2 separate regions of the Mus musculus genome follow, and region 1 is linked to region 2. The links are chromatin loops, found by intact Hi-C in ENCODE. Cell type or tissue: heart. All regions are shown on one strand. Links, peaks and the distances in the headings refer to the core of each region. The heading gives the core; the rest is flanking DNA. Region 1 holds the start of Gm46201 (a long non-coding RNA gene). Region 2 overlaps Nuak1 (NUAK family, SNF1-like kinase, 1).

The links. A loop is a pair of places that touch in the nucleus more often than their neighbours do. Peaks named below come from ENCODE experiments on the same cell type or tissue, not always from the same donor. Only the 100,000 strongest peaks of a DNase experiment are listed, where the experiment ranks them.
Region 1: it touches region 2 in a loop (2.3-fold over the local background); 3 of 42 quality-filtered maps call a loop at or near these places.

The regions. Positions count from the first base shown.
Region 1 is chr10:84,334,378-84,337,284 of GRCm38, reverse strand. Gm46201 (a long non-coding RNA gene) reads left to right here and starts at 1,536. Exons shown (of 2, transcript XR_001779691.1): 1 at 1,536-1,574. In heart, for the core only: no CTCF peak of the experiment used is centred there; a DNase peak (open chromatin) is centred at 1,654.
Region 2 is chr10:84,422,741-84,425,647 of GRCm38, reverse strand. The region is part of intron 1 of Nuak1 (NUAK family, SNF1-like kinase, 1); the gene reads left to right. Among named protein-coding and RNA genes, the nearest start is that of Nuak1, 16 kb to the left of the region's middle. In heart, for the core only: no CTCF peak of the experiment used is centred there; a DNase peak (open chromatin) is centred at 1,137.

The sequences.
Region 1 (2,907 bases), core at 110-2,609, 88 kb after region 2:
GGTTCAGACCTCAGCTCGACTGGATACCAGCCTGAAATTCCACACAAGAACCCATCCCTATCCCTCCCTACCCCCACCCTCACCCCCAACCCCACCTCCATCCCCACTCCCAACCCTGACCCCTGCCCGTGCCCCTACAATACTGCATCTGTAATGAGAGAGGCTGTGTCCTATAGCAGAGATTGTTGTTGTTGTTGTTGTTGGTATTGTTAGAAACTAGAGTAATGCCTTCAGCTACGGCAGAGGCAATGCCTTCCTCCTCAGGTCACCTCTCAAAACCATAACAATGATGATCAAGCAAACTGTGTCTTGACCAGGACTGTTCAATTGCACAGACCCATCTGCTTCTCTTCCCATTCTTCCTCGGCTTAAACCTGACGCTTGAGTCTGCACCTCAGAGGTGAACTGCGTTCCTTTGTTTGGTTCTATTCCCCACTGAAGTAGTTTGTATATGCTTGGCCCAGGGAGTAACACTATTAGAGGGTATGGCCTGTTGGAGTAGGTGTGTCGCTGTGAGTGTGGGTTCTAGTACCCTCATCCTAGCTGCCTGGAAGCCAATATTCTGTTAGTAGCCTTCAGATGAAGATGTAGAGCTCTCAAGCTCCTCCTGCACCATGCCTGCCTGGATGCTGCCATGCTCCCACCTTGATGATAATGGACTGAATCTGTGAACCTGTAAATCAGCTCCAATTAAATAATGTCCTTTATAAGAGTTGTCTTGGTCATGGTGTCTGTTCACAGCAGTAAAGCCCTAAGACACTCACCATTGTGTGTCTCTGGGATGGAGGTTGGAGCCCTGCTTGTGGAGGCTGCTGGACTGCTGGTTTACTCAAGAACACCAGTTAGAATGGTTGACTTGAGGTTAGCCTCCTAAATCTGGCTCCCAGTTCCTTCTCTGTTCTGAATGTGCCTTCCTTTACCTTGGCCATGTGTAGGAGGCAATGCAGAGTAGAGACTGTGACCAGAACCTCTGAGGTCAGATTTGCCTGTGTCTGCCACCTACTAGCTCTGAGACCCGGCCTCTTAACTAACCTTTCTATGCCTCAGATTCCTCAGCTAGAAATTAGAACCACAATTAATTTACGGTAAGGATTAAATGGGCTTGTTTGTGGAAATTCCTAGAATTTCTCCTGGCACATAGTAGGTCTAGGTTAGCTGACATTTGTATGTGTTTGAGCTTTTGTTGAAATTTTGAGTTGTCAGAGAGAACTCAGGCTACACACACAACTGCAAACAAGTCAAAACACTCAGTTTGCCATTCCTGACCTTAAATGTCTGTTCAGTTTCTAGCACTGAGTTTCAGTGAGCCCTACTGTGTGTGGTACTTGTCTCTCTTCCTCCTCCCCTCATTCTTTAGCTAGAGCTTCCAACATGGAGGCTCCAGCTGGCTACAGGGGACTGTAGAGCTTTCTAGTGCAAGTCCTACAGCTTAGTTTTGTTTGTTTGTTTTTGTTTTTAAGTCATTCTAGATTTATTGCACCTATGAAAATGGCTGCTGCTATCTATTTCGCAGACAGTGGAAGATGGAAGCATCTAGACGTTGTGTTTGAGCAGTCGGCTATGGGTCTGACTCAGTAAGTCCTGAAACTGTGTTGGAGATGAAATCAGGTTTATTCTGGGCTGTTATGCAACCCTGGGCAAGCGTCTCTTCTCTTACAAAACAAAGGAAGCCTGCCTGCTGACCTGGCATTATTATGAGGGTAGAAGAAATCCAGGTTGCATGCCATCTCTGTTTGTAAGAGCTCTGTGACCTCCTGCTAGCTGCTTCATTTCTCTGGGTCCCAGTTTCTTCACACATGAAACATGACCTTAAGCAAGACAGTTGCCTTCACTGGGCTGTTAAAAATGTCAGTGTGATGATGTATTTAGAGGTGTTCATGTATTGTCAAGGCCTGATTGTACTGTGGGCCTTTAACAGTAGTTACAACTTACTTGACTCAGTCCCATTATTACGATTATGGCAGGTATTATACAGGTATTATTGCCCCCCCATGTGTGTGTGTGGTGTGGTGTATGTGTGTGTGTATGTGTGTGGGTGGGGTGTGGGGTGTGTGTGTGTATGTGTGGTGTAGTGTGTGTATGTTTATGTGTGTGGTGTGTGGTGTGTGGTGAGTGTGTGTGTGGTGTGTGTATGTATGTGTAAGTGTGGTGTGGTGTGGTGTGTGTATATGTGTGTGAGAGTGTGTGTGTGGGGGGGGGTATGTGTAGTATGGTATGGTGGTGTGTGTGTATGTGTATGTGTGTGTGGTGTGTGATGTGTGGTGTGTGGTGTGTGGTATGTGTATGTCTGTGTATGTGTGGTGTGGTATGTGTATATGTGTGTGTGAGAGAAAGTGTGTGTGTGGTGTTTGTGTGTGTGTGTGTGCGTGTGTGCATGTGTGTGGTGTTTTCCCATGCATGTGTACATGTTCATGCGTGAGGGAACCCGTATACCTCAGAGAGCATTTGGAGACCAGAGGATAAACCGTTGAGTTTGCCCTCACCTTCCATCTCGTTCATGGCAGGCTTTTTCTTGTTTGCCACAGTGTTATATGCTCTAGGTTAGTTAACTCATAAGCTTTCGGAGCATTTTCCTATGGGGCAGAGTTAAGGGGTGCCACCAGCCACTCACTGACCATGCTGCTGCTGAGTGTGCTTGTGTGGAGTGTGGAGTTTTGGGTTTTATCTTGAACACTAGTGCACCAGGTTTAGTGTTTTGAACAAGTAGCAATTATTTACTTTCACCATTACATATGAACAGTTTTATCAATACCATGTATTGGCAGATCTTTTCTCTCCTCTTCTTGCTGCAAGCCTTAGCTTTTAATGGCTAACACATCTCTTTAGTCCTTCCCTTCCCTATTCTAATGGGAACAGACACTTTTATCACAAAGCCTACCCCTATTATAGGCCTGTTTCTGAAGTCCA
Region 2 (2,907 bases), core at 106-2,605:
CCTGCCACCAAGAGTCTGGTTAGCCGGATTGGGTTAACCTCTGGGACACTTAGTAGCGTTTGCATGTTGACTAGTATACTCAAGTGATTGAAGGGGAAGGGAGCAGACTACAGTTGGCTCTTCTTGACAGTGCAGTACTGTCCCAGGGACCCAGCACAAGGTTTATTCTGTCTGTGTTTTCTAACATGCAGGGTGAGCTGTGATGCTTGGTTCTTGTCTTGGGATAAGAGCTGCCCTCGCTTTCCACGTTATCTTAACACAATGTGACAATGAGAACAACTACATAAGCACGATTGCATGCCCGTGATGTTCCAAATACGTTAAATAGCCAATCTGATTTCATCCTCTTAGGTGCCTTAAGTGCTGCACAGCATCGTGGCTCCTGTTTGACAAATGGGTGAGCTGAGGCAGGGAAAAGGGAGGCCGTTGTTCACTTAGACTGCTTGTGAGTGGATCTGTATCCCAAAGCTCTGGGGTACTGCCACTCACGGCCTCTGTATTTACGCAGACTCTCTGGAATGCCAGATGCGTGCTTTCCTCCAGTCGCTTAGAGGCAAGTTCAGGTATATTTAGGAAGGGCTTGTTTAGAGAAATAACACATGTGGACATTATGATCTACAGTGGCTGCCTCTGGATAGCTGTCCATCCCCACAGGTCTGTCTCTGTACCTAAGGAACACAACTCATTCGGAGGACATTCCTATAGGCCTACTGTGTGCCAGCCCTGATTAGTTTACAAGGTATATAACTTTTATAAAGACTGAGCAGGTGTGACCCCAGGTCATTGTGCACAGCTCCCCCATGTCCCTAGAGTGGAAAATACCAGTTGTAGTGTGGGCGTCACCGAAGCTCAGGGGCCTGCACTCCTGAAGATGTGCCCATCTAGGTCTGGTCACACTGGTCTTGCTCCTAGAAGGATTAACCTCCCATATGCTACCGGCATGTTTCCCCCATAGGGATCTAGTTGTCCAAGCCATTCCACAGGGCCTAGGGGTTCAAACCCTTTGCCCTGTTGCATCATGGGCTGCCCCGTAACTCGGCAGCTGGCTTGTTTTCTTTCTAGGCCCCAGAAGTAGTGACCTTTGCCTGTCTGTTTATTTCAGGGAAATAATTCCATCCGGCGAGTATCGATTCCCTGGGGGCTACAGAAGCATGTCTGGAGGGACTTCTTTGAGTGGGGTGTCCTGAAACGGCCTCTCAAAGGAGGTGGCAGCTGCTTCCTTTCTCTCAGCCCCTTCTCACTTTGCCCTCTGAGATCTTCCTCTGAGGTTTTAGTGTTTGAAGCCTGGGGTAATGTTCTTAGACCTATGTCTGCGTAGATCTGTTTGTTAGCAACATTGATAAGAATAACCATAAGCATGCTTGGAACGTATACAGGGCTGTATGGATGTGGTAGTGTGTGTGTGTGTGTGTGTGTGTGTGTGTGTGTGTGTGTGTTTGATGCTTAGTTCATTGCCCTTTGCTTGTTCTTAGCAGCAGTGGGGTAGACATAAGTCTAAAACCAGCCTTTTAGCCTTATGAGGGGGAAGTGATGATCATACAACCATTTCCTGGCCTTAGAGGAGGCTGCGTTTCGTGGCATGAAGACTGCAGTGTCAGAGGCTGTTGACCTGGCTGGATGCTAACCAAGCAGAAGTGAATGCAGAGAAACCTTACAGCTCCTGCGCATTCATCTTTCCTCGAGCTGCAGGCAAGGAGATGTAGGAACTAGAAAACTGGATGTTTAATGTGGAAATAGTAAGGAGCTATAATTGAGAGTTCTGGATGCACGCATGTTCATGTGTGTTTTCCCTGGAGGATGGAACCCACTTGTAGATGAACTAAGTCTCTTCAAAACTGTAGGCATTCACTGAGGAAGCCTGGTCAGGGAAACGAGCCAGAGCCCTTTCCTTGGTGCCTTCAGCTCACTTCTGAATGGTCCTTGGTAGCCTTCTGGAATCTTTCTGTCTGTTATTCACAGTTTATCTGGCCCCTCCATCAACTTGTACTCCTTTTCTTGTATCAAAAGAAATTGTCTGCTCAAATCTTGAACGTTCATGGGACAGAGAAATTAAAGATTAAAAGGGAAGTTAGTTGACACGACTCAGGTTTTACGTGTAGGCTTTACTCTGTATGTGCACTCATATGTAGTACATGCATTGCCCGTGTATTTTGTATGTGCGTGTATGCACGCGCACATGAGTGTGTGTGTGTGTGTGTGTGTGTGTGTGTGTGTGCAGGCAAAAGTTGGTGTCAAATGCTTTCTTGTGTGCATATAAGCATGTGCACACAAGTGCAGGTACCCAAGAAGGCCAGAGGCATTCAGCCCCTGGAGCTGGAGTTACAGGTGTGTGTGAGCTGCCTGCCATGGGTACCTGGATCAGAATTCCAGTCCTCTGCAAAAGCAATATATGCTCTCAACCTCCAAGTTGTCCTTCCAACTCCCCCCCCCTCCTCTTCCTCCTCTTCTTCCTCCTCTTCCTCCTTACTTTTGGAGACAGTGTCTCTTGATGAACCCAGAACTCACAGACTAGGCTAGGCTGCCTGATCAGCAAGCCCCAGGATCCCCCTGTCTCCACCTCTACAGTCCTGGGCTTATAAATTCAAAACCACTGTGCCCAGCTTTTTACGTGGGTTCTAGGGCTCTGAGCCCAGGTCTTCTTCACGCTTGTGTGGAAAATGCTTTACTCACCGGACATCTCCCTATTCCTGTAGTCGCCATGTCTTGATTCTGTCAGAAATGCTGTTTCTGATCCCATTTTTCCAGCTTCTCTACATTGTTGGCTGTGACTAAACTTTTTGGAATGACATTAAATGAGAAATCTGTTGTCTGCAGGGTCCCAGTGCATGGATACTGGGGCATTTCTTTGGGGAGCTTTTCTGGGGGGGGATATATTCTATTCTTATTTAGTTGTTGGAGCTGTGTCGG